Regions from separate parts of the Homo sapiens genome. Here region 2 is linked to region 1. The links are chromatin loops, found by intact Hi-C in ENCODE. Cell type or tissue: OCI-LY7. All regions are shown on one strand. Each heading gives the region's core, and the rest is flanking DNA. Links, peaks and the distances in the headings are about the cores only.

What was found. Hi-C counts contacts between places; a loop is a spot of excess contacts. Peaks named below come from ENCODE experiments on the same cell type or tissue, not always from the same donor. Only the 100,000 strongest peaks of a DNase experiment are listed, where the experiment ranks them.
Region 2: it touches region 1 in a loop (3-fold over the local background); 2 of 110 quality-filtered maps call a loop at or near these places.

The regions. Positions count from the first base shown.
Region 1 is chr6:159,717,554-159,722,936 of GRCh38, forward strand. It overlaps a transcript of SOD2 not described here and the pseudogene RNU4ATAC18P. Among named protein-coding and RNA genes, the nearest start is that of WTAP, 7.3 kb to the right of the region's middle. In OCI-LY7, for the core only: a CTCF peak has its summit at 3,246 (motif pointing right); a DNase peak (open chromatin) is centred at 3,258.
Region 2 is chr6:158,796,930-158,802,312 of GRCh38, forward strand. The region is part of intron 2 of EZR (ezrin); the gene reads right to left. Among named protein-coding and RNA genes, the nearest start is that of EZR-AS1, 18 kb to the right of the region's middle. RefSeq lists an enhancer at 1,784-1,983. In OCI-LY7, for the core only: CTCF peaks have their summits at 2,440 (motif pointing right) and 2,639; a DNase peak (open chromatin) is centred at 2,295; H3K4me3 peaks cover 4,253 bases; H3K27ac peaks cover 5,000 bases.

The DNA.
Region 1 (5,383 bases), core at 135-5,134:
CTTTGTGCTGAAAATATTCAAAATCTGCTCTTCTATTTGAAAATATACAATAAATTGTTTGTTATTATAGTTACCCAATGGTGCTGTAGAACACTAGCACTTATTCCTCCCATCTAGCTGTACTGTTGTATCTGTTAATAACCTCTGGCTGTCCCCTCCCTACCCCTACCCTTTCCAGTCTCTAGTAACCGCTATTCTACTCTCTACTTCCATGAGATCAACTTTTTTAGCTTTCACCTATCAGTGAGAACATGCAGTACTTCTCTTTCTGTGCTTGGCTTATTTCACTTAATATAATGTCCTCCTGTGGCTAAATAGTATTCATACATATATATGTATGGATATGTGTGTGTGTGTGTGTGTGTGTGTGTGTGTATATGTGTATATATATATACACTCACACATACACAATTTTTTTTTCTTTTTCTTTCTCTCTCCTTTTCTCTTTCTTTCTGGGATAGGGTCTCTCCCCTCTGTCACCCAGGCTGGAATGCAGAGGTGCATTCATAGCTCACTATAGCCTTGAACTCCTGGGCTCATGAAATCTTCTCACCTCAGCCTCCCAAGTAGCTGGGACTATAGGCGCACACCACCATGCCTGGCTAATTTTTATTTTTTTGTAGAGGTGGGGTCTCACTTTGTTGCCCAGGCTGGTCTCAAACCCTCCTTGAGCAATTCTCCCACTTCTAAATTCCCAGCCTCCTAAAGTGCTGGGATTACAGGTATAAGCCACCATGCCTGGTCATATATACCACATTTTCCTTATCCATTCATCTGTTGATGGACACTTAGGCTGAGTCTTTATCTTGGTTATTGTGAATGGTGCTTCAACATACATGGGAACGCAGATATCTCATCAACATATGAATTTCTGAAATAATATTTTAATAATAGTCTAGTAAAAATTATGATAACAATCTACTGAATTATTTTTTAAAAAAAACTTAGAATGTCAGAAGTCTTTGTGGTCTGCAGAGAAAATGAAGACTAAATGTTATAGCTTTAATTATAATTTTAAAAATCTAAATGTTCACTAAATCTGAAAGATTAGATATATTGGGTTATGTTGCATTGCTGCTCACAGTAAAATCTTGTAAGTCAGTATAAAATCCACTAGATTAGAAAAAGAAAAGTAGGCTAGGAAGTTTGGTTTGGCTTCCCTATCTGTAAAACCACAACTGTCTATGCTTGACACAAACTAAGGTAAATAAATAATGTGTCTTAGGCTAATTGCTAACTGTGAATAGGAGATAACCTGGCATAGAAGAGTAGAAAGAGCATTCCAGGCAGAAAGAATGGACTCAGCAGAGGTACTAACTGGTGAAACAGCATGACATGGTCATAGTCACACCAGACGTGAGCTCTTGAGAGCGTCGTGGATTAACATTAACATTTTTAACCAACAACTCTGATAATCTCTCCAGGATCCCTGGATTTCTGGGTGCCAATAACAAAAGCTAGACTTACTGTTTTTTTTTTCCTCTGTACTTCTGCAATAGATTGAATGTTTGCGTCCACCCAAAATTCATGTTGAAATCTTAACCCCTAATGTGGAGGTAGGTGGTGAGGCCCTTGGAAGGGGATTAGGTCATGAAGGTAGGGCCTTCATGAATGAGATCAGTGCCCTTATAAAAGGGACCCCATAGAGCTCTCTTTTCCTGTTTTCACCACATAAGAGATAAGAGAAGTCGGCTGGCATGGTAACCCATGCCTATAATCCCAGCACTTTGGGAGGCAGAGGCAGGTGGATCACGAGGTCAGGAGTTCAAGACCAGCCTGGCCAACATGGTGAAACTCTGTCTTTACTATGTCTCTACTCATGTCTCTAGCTGAGTACGGTGGCATGTGCCTGTAATCCCAGCTACTCAGGCTGCTGAGGTGGGAAAATCGCTTGAACCAAGGAGGCGGAGGTTGCAGTGAGCCGAGATCGGGAGAGGTGGCTTGTGCTTGTGGTCGCAGCTACTGGAGAGGCTGAGACAGGAGGATCACCTGGGCAAAGGAGGTGGAGTCTGCAGTGAGCCAAGATCATGCTACCTCACTCCAGCCTGGGCAACAGAGCAACACCCTTTCTCAAAAAAAAAAAAAAAAAAAAGTTGCAGGCTAAGTATTAGGCTGATGGCAAAGAAGTGGCCAATTCACTTAATCTAACTCAGTATTATGGTTTTTTCTTTTATTTTCTTTTTTTTTTTTGAGAGAGTCTTATTCTGTCCCCCAGGTTGGAGTGCAGTCACGCGATCTTGGCTCACTGCAACCTCCACCTCCCGGGTTCAAGAGAGTCTCCTGCCTCAGCCTCCCAAGTAGTTGGATTACAAATGTGTGCCACCATACCCGGCTAATTTTTGTATTTTTTAGCAGAGACAGGGTTTCACCATGTTGGCTAGGCTGGTCTCGAACTCCCGACCTCAAGTGATCTGCCTGCCTCGGTCTCCCAAAGTCCTGGGATTACAGGCATGAGACACCATGCCCAGCCTTGCTTTTTTTTTTTTTTGGTGGGGGGGACAGAGTCTCACTCCGTCTCCCAGGCTGGAGTGCAGTGGCACGATCTCAGCTCATTGCAACCTCTGCCTCCCGGGTTCAAGCGAATCTCCTGTCTCATCCTCCGGAGTAGCTGGGATTACAGACGCCCGCCACCACGCCCGGCTAATTTTTTTGTGTATATATAAATATATATTTTTTTAGCAAAGACAGAGTTTCACCATGTTGGCCAGGCTGGTCACGAATCTTGACCTCAAATGATCCGCCCACCTCGGCCTCCTAGAGTGCTGGGATTACAGGCGTAAGCCACCGTGCCCAGCCTGTATGTACTTTTTAATACAGTAATATGTAAATAACTGTGTGTGTATGGGAAAGCTGTTTTTCATTTCTCCAAAAACTGCACCAAGGCAAAGCAAAGCTCTAGTTGATTTCGGTGTGTTGTGCAGGAGTTAGCAGTACTGCCCTCACTAGGTACCCATTGGACAGTAGTGCAACCCCAAGAAAAGGATGGTAGTAAGTTAACTTTCATCACGCGTTGATATTTCATTTGAAATGGTGACTTGAAGCTGGTTAGATACTGAAACTGAGACTATAGTATGCCTAACTCAGCTGCTCAATAACTATTTATTGCTTATAGTCTTACGACTTTTTTTTTAGAATAATTATCTTTGCTAGTACTATCAGATTTGCATGACAACCCTTTCTCTTGTATTCTCTGTAAACTGGAGGTTGTCCCACTATTACTGATACTAAATTTGATGGTTTGGTTCAAATGGTGACCACCAGATGGCTCCACTATACAGGTGTATTTTCTTTACCTTTTTTTTTTTTTTTTTTTTTTTTTTTGAGACAGTGTCTTGTTGTGTCGCCCAGGCTGTAGTGCAATGGCGCGATCTCGGCTCAGTGCAACCTCTGCTCCTGGGTTCAAGTGATTCTCCTGCCTCAGCCTCCCAAGGAGCTGGGACTACAGGCACATGCCACTGCACCCGACTATTTTTTTTTTGTATTTTTATTTTTATTTAATTTTTATTTATTTATATTTTTTAATTTTTTTTTTGAGACGGAGTCTCGCTCTGTCACCCAGGCTGGAGTGCAATGGCACAATCTCAGCTCGCTGCAAGCTCTGCCTCCTGGGTTCATGCCATTCTCCTGCCTCAGCCTCCCGAGTAGCTGGGACCACTGGTGACCACCACCACGCCTGGCTAATTTTTTGTATTTTTAGTAGAGATGGGGTTTCACCATGTTAGCCAGGATGGTCTCAATCTCCTGACCTCGTGATCTGCCCGCCTCGGCCTCCCAAAGTGCTGGGATTACAGGCATGAGCCACCGTGCCCAGCCGTTTTATTTATTTATTTTTGAGACGGAGTTTTGCTCTCATTGCCCAGGCTGGAGTGCAATGGTGCGATCTTGGCTCACCACAACCTCCATCTCCTGGGTTCAAGCAATTCTCCTGCCTCAGCCTCCTGAGTAGCTGGGATTACAGGCATGTGCCACCATGCCCGGCTAATTTTGTATTTTTAGTAGAGACGGGGTTTCTCCACGTTGGTCAGGCTGGTCTCGAACTCCCAACCTCAGGTGATCTGCCTGCCTTGGCCTCCCAAAGTGCTGGGATTACAGGATTACAGGCATGAGCCACTGCGGCTGACCTTTTTTTTTTTTTTTTTTTTTTTTGTATTTTTAGTAGAGATGGGGTTTCACTATGTTGCCAGGTTGGTCTTGAACTCCTGACCTCATGATCTGCTAGCCTCGGCCTCCCAAAGTGCTGGGATTACAGGCGTAAGCCACCACACCCAGCCTGTAATTTCTTTTACAATTAGGTAAGTAGCCTGTAGAGTGATACTTTGATGGCATTTCCCAGCAATCTTTCATCTAAAGGTTTTGAAGTCCATTGATAGTCCTTGTCTGAGTCAATTATTTCATTAAGGTTTGCATCATGGTTATTGTCTAATTCTATATTTTATTTTATACTTATTAGCTGGCATCCTATAGTAAAGAAGAGTTTTTCCTCATCAACTGGGTATAAACCACATTCTTTATTAAAAAAAAAAAGAAAAAAAAAGCAGGGTAGGTTGGGAGCAGTGGCCCATGCCTGTACTCCCAGCGCTTTGGGAGGTTGAGGTGGGAGCATCACTTGAGCCCAGGAGTTCAAGACCAGCCTGGGCAACATAGCAAGACCCCATCTCTAAAAAAACAAAAAAGCAAGCAAAAACACTTAGCCAGGTATGGTGGCAGGCACCTGTAGTCCCAGCTTCTGACGAGGCACGAGGATCACTTGAGCCCAGGAGGTCAAGACTGCAGTGAGCCATGTTTGTGCCACTGCACTCCAGCCTGGATGACAGAGCAAGACTCTGTCTTAAAAACAAAAACAAATGAAACAAAAAACAAACAGGGTAAATGCTATCTCCCTTTAATAACTAATTTTCAGAGTATCAAATTGGTGTAATAGACACTACCAATGATGGAAAAATAGTTTCCCTCTTCTCATTCTCTCTTCTCTGTACTAGAGAGTAGACTTTTATTTATTCAGTATTTGCAATCAATTGTATTCATTTTCTTTTTGACGCTAAAATTGCCCTAAATTTGCCCCCTGGGAGATCCTTCAAGCTGGCTCCCATGTCTCTAAAATTTATTTTTGAGAGACTGAAAATACAAATGGTAAATGGCCAGAATATACATAAAAACAGAATTCTGACCCATTACCTACAACAACTAGCCCAGTAAACCAACCACTTATTTACCATAAGTGTACTCTCAGCCTGAAAGCCAAACCTGCTATCAACCAGACTTGTAGGAAGTCAGACTGCTATCTCTGGTAGCAATCCAGGAAGCTAAATAATAACTTCTATGACAATCAGCTCAAAATGGCCAGGACTTGATTAAAACTTGACAGCTTCCCTACTTTTTGTCC
Region 2 (5,383 bases), core at 157-5,156, 920 kb before region 1:
CTAAGAGTGTAAGGAATGAAAAAGGTACCAAGTTGACAATCAAATTTTGTATTTTGCTTCTAATCTATGAATATAATTGCTGAATATTTGGCCAAATTATTTCCCAGGTATTTTCCTCATTTTGGTAAATAAATATAGGTATGCAATTTTTCCTTTGGGAAGCATCCATTTCCTCTGAATATTTTAAACTTATAGGTTACCTCTACAATCACACTTTTTACAGCATAAATTCAAACTGTAATAAAAGCCCAAGACAGGAGGGAAAAGTCCAAGATCAGTTCCTCCACAAACATTACAGGAGAGCAACCCTTGAGTCTTAGACAAAAGAACCAGATTTAATTTCAGTGGCCAGAACACTGCAGGAAAAAAGTTTGCAATAATTTTTTTATGTACTCAAAAATCAGGAAAACCATGTAAAATAAGAAAGGGAAATTCAAATGGGAGCATTTGAATGTCTGAATTTCAGGCAGTGGATTCAGTGGTTAACAGATTAATCCCTATATTATCACACCTGCCATTTACTCAAAAACCAGTCTGAGTAGAGCCATCCAGCCACCACCAAGATTACATTGCGAGCTTGACCTTCCATATCATTTAAAATGTCAACGCTGTTTTCCAACATTCCAGCCTTCTTCCGAAGGTGCCACTTCAGCAACTTTTAACAGCTTTCAAATATTTGGATAAGACCTTTCAAATACTTAGAAATGCTCTGATAGAAAGTAGATACAGTAAATTTTCTCCCACAAATGGGAGTATGATAGGGAAAATTCTTACAACCAATGATAAATGAATTAAAAACTTTGCAGCTATTTTGGTTCACTTAATTGGGTAATTATAGAGACAAAACTGTATATTTTTCCTTTCATGTTGAGTCACTATGTACTTTAAATAGCAGCTATTGAAATGTAACTTACCATAAAATTTACCCATGGAAAATGTATAATTCAGTGGTTTTTAGTATATTCAGAGTTATGCAACTGACACTGCTATCTAGTTTTGGAATAGTTTGTCAGCCCAAAAAGAAACTCCATGGCCACTGGCAGTCACTCTGCATTCCTCCTGATCCCTCAGCCCCTGGAAACCACCAATCTACTTTCTGTCTCTAAGGAATGGCCTATTCTGGACATTTCAGAGAGACAGAATTTTGTAATATGCAGTCTTTCATGACTGAATCCCATGACTTAGCATAATGTTTAAAAGGGTTATTCATGTTGTAGCATGTACCAGCACTTCATTCTTTTTTTACTGCCCAGGAATATTCCATTGTGTGGCTGTCACTTCTGTCTACCCATTCAGGTGATGGACATTTAACTTGCTCCTTGTTGCTTTTAGCAATTGCAAATAAGAAACAGCTGAAAAACAATGGCATTCAAACTAGACTGTGGTCATTTTCAAAAGAATAAAAATCTTTAGGGAGAAACAAAATGAATTTTTAAAAACTAAACTTTTTGGGTTTACTGTTTTTAAGTTCTAAATGAAAATATTCTATGTTCTTAGAAGTTGCTGGCTGCCAAACTGACACCAACACAGTAGCGGCGCTCCAATCATGCATGGCCATGCTGCACTCTGCCGCCTTAGCCCTCACTGCTTCTGGGCGCTATGGGGTGCCCCACCAGGGCAGAGCTGAGAGGCTGGCTCAGCTCTGCTTCAGAGACCTCCCTCGATGGAAAAGGGACTTAGTTTGCTGCTCCGCTTTTTTTTTTTTTTTTTTTTTTTTTGAGAAAGGGTCTCTCGCTCTGTTGCCCAGGCTGGAGTGCAGTGGCGTGATCTCAGCTCACTGCAACCTCTGCCTCCAGGGTTCAAGAGATTCTCCCACCTTAGCCTCCTTAGCTGGGACCACAGGCACCTGCCACCACAGCCGGCTAATTTTTCTATTTTTTGTAGAGATGGAGTTTCACCATGTTGCCCAGGGTGGCCTCGAACTCCTGACCTCAAGGGATCCGCCCACCTCAGTTTCTCAAAGTGCTGGGATTACAAGTGTAAGCCACTGCTCCACATTTAACTCCAATGATGCTGAGCACAACCCAGCACTCTAATTACAAAAATTTGTTTTGTTATAACTGAACATTCCCTTTCTATTTTAGACTTTCTTGGCTGAACATCTCTCTCCCCCAGCCCTATTCACGGCTGCTCACAAAAACATGACAATACCAGGCATGGTTCATGAAGTCTGGTGTGGGAAGAGGCCTGGCTCACACCCCTTTGAAGTCATTTAAGACATATGGCCAGCTGTACCTTATATGCAGCCATTCACAGGCCCTCGAGGCGCTCAAACTTGAACATGTGAAAAAAAATCACCCAGGGGCTTGTTAAAACAGTTTCCTGGACCCCAGGCTAAGGGTCTGACTCAGGTTGGGAGGGGCCTACATTTCCATGTTTACCGGCTCACAGCTGATGCCAAGGTCACGCTATGACCAACAGTGCCCGGGCGGCAGGGGGCAGAACCTGCCATCAGGAAAACGCAAAAGGACATGACCTGTTTGGCCAAGATTAATGTATTTACCTCTGCTGATTTATAATCCTTTATATAAAAACATCCTTACTAAGTCTCCATTTGTTGTACTAGCAGACAGGTTTTCTCTAATGAAACCTCAGATCACAACAGATGGACTCACATATTTTAATAGTCTCTCTGGATCCTAATCCCCTTATCTCACTGTCTCCATAAACAATATGCCAACTGAATAAATTATAGCACTAGCTATGACAGACATTGGTCGTTTTCCACAAATGCTGGCTAACAGCCAAGCTCTGTAAAACATTACCATTGACTTAGCAAACCTCAACCAGCTTAGTGCAGAAATGCAGATACTCTAATTCGGTCAAGGCAGGCAAAGCAGAAAAGCCCGAGAGGCAAGTGAATTGTCTGTAGGTTTTTTTAAAGCTCTTCTTTCTCCCCATCACCAGCCTTTTTTGGAGTGTCACAGTAATGGCTAACATTGAAAATATAACTTTGTTTCCATGTATTATATGAAGCGAACATCTTTCTTACATGAACAATGCTGCTCCCAGTAACAGACTGTTTTATATACAAAATTATATCAATGTAATTGCAATTGAAAACCCAATGACGACTTTTTACATTATTATGGTTTCCAGCAAGCATATGGTTAGAATGCCCAAGTTTTACTCCAGAAGGGCAGTCCAGAAACCACCCTGTTATAAATAACATTCTTTCAAGGACAGAGAGGGCTGAGATGAGAACCACTATGTTGCTAAAGGTATTTATCAAAATATTCAAAACATTATTAGAGAAGTAAAATAGCAAGGTGGTCCTTAAAATATTATTTTCTATTAAATGAAGTCTCTCTATATATATCATCAATTTATGACACTGACCTGACAGTATACTTGGCAAAGACATCAACACCACTGGTCAGGGCTCTTCTCTAATTCCCGCCCATAGCAGTGGCCATGTCACCAAGGAAAGGAAGGGCTAGAAGAAATTCCAGGGACACACATTTAAGCTCCCTTTTTCCTCAGAGATCCCTGTTCTGATAAGCGTTCTCTCTCAACATCAGCCTTCTTGAGCTAAGTGTCCTTGTTGACTTTTAGGAGGTGGAAATAACAGTATAAATACATGACGCTAGGCTGGGCACGGTGGCTCATGCCTATAATCCTACCACTTTGGGAGGCTGAGGCAGGTGGATCACTTGAGACCAGCAGTTCGAGACCAGCCTGGCCAACATGGCGAAACCCCATCTCCACTAAAAATACAAAATATTAGCCGGGTGTGGTGGTGCACATTGGTAATCCCAGATACACCAGGGAATAAGGCAGGACAATCGCTTGAACCTGGGAGGTGGAGGCTGCAGTGTGCCGAGATTGCACCACTGCACTCCAGCCTGGGTGACAGAGTGAGACTGTCTCAAAAAGAAAAAAAAATTGTACTAATAAAATAATCCTGAGGCATATCTGCAAATGCAATGGATGAAGATGTAGAACACGGCTACTCCTTTCTATCAAGCTTTCTGTATCTTAAATTATACCTGATTATTTTATATGACCTCTTCTTTTAAGGTTAAAGAAGAACATGAGCGCAAAGGCAAAGAAATCTTGGCCAGGCACAGTGGCTCACTCCTGTAACCCTAGCACTTTGGAAGGCCAATGTGGGAAGATCACTTGGGCCTAGGAGGTCGAGCCTGCAGTGAGCCATGCTTGCGCCACCACACTGGGTAACAGAACCCTGTCTTTTTAATTTTTTTTGAGACAGGGTCTCGCTCTGTCAAGGCTGGAGTGCAGTGGCACAATCTCGGCTCACTGTAGCCTCCACCTCCCGGGTTCAAGCGATTCTCCTGCCTCAGTCTCCAGAGTATCTGGGATTACAGGCGTGCATCACCATGCCCAGCTAACTTTTGTATTTTTGGTAGAGACGGGGTTTCACCATGTTGCCAGCCAGGCTGGTCTTGAACTAGGCAGGGTGCTGGGATTACAGGCATGAGAACCCTGTCTCCAAAAACAAACAAAAAAAATCTGCTTGTCTATCGGGCTCAGGAAAATGTTCAGATGCCAAAGGCCAGCCATCTATCTAAGCTCCACAAATCTTGTAAAAAGTGCACAGAATTGTAACAAAAATTGTCACATAATTCAGTAACATTTCAGTGCGCCATTTTATCTGCAGCACAATAACAAAAACATGGGTACGCTAGTTATAAAACTCATTCTGATAAGTTTTCATATAATTATATAACACCAGGATATGTACTAGTCTTTTACTGCCTGAGTAATAGGAATAATAAAATCATCCAGTGTTGGAACTCACAAGAGTCCACTTGTCACAACCCTGATAACCACTATAACCAGCACTCCCCACAGGGGTCAAAGTGCTAGCTCCTCATCCTCAGTTATTCCTCTAGCTTTCCTAGGAATCATGGACAGTCATACTATTCCCAGGAACATGACGCACAAAAGTCACTGGCCAGGTGGCAGAGTTCCGAGTACAGACCAGTGTTAGCTGCTGTGGGACGTCCTGGGGCCCATGATGGAGCTGCAGACACTGTGCGTTGCGACAGCTGTTGTTCCCCATCAGGAAGCTAAACCAGCAGGACAATTCAAGCTTGGCCACACATGGATTGATAATGACAGTTAATGGAATGACTTAGTTGCCTGTAGGCAGTGTCTGTCTACCAAAAAACGTAACCCACCACAACGTAGTGCCCTTTAGATTGAAACAATCTGGCCTCCCCACCCATTCCTTCTTGCCAGGTGTAAAGGGCATTCATTGGTTAGTACCTGCCCAGGTGCTAATTACTAATGAAAGCAAGGTCATAACTACAGACTTCAGCATCTAAGGAGCCAACTTAACTCTATGGAAAACCAAGTAGCTGTAGCTAGAGTTTCTCAGTTCAGTCCTTATTTTAGGAAATGGGAGTACAACTTTTAA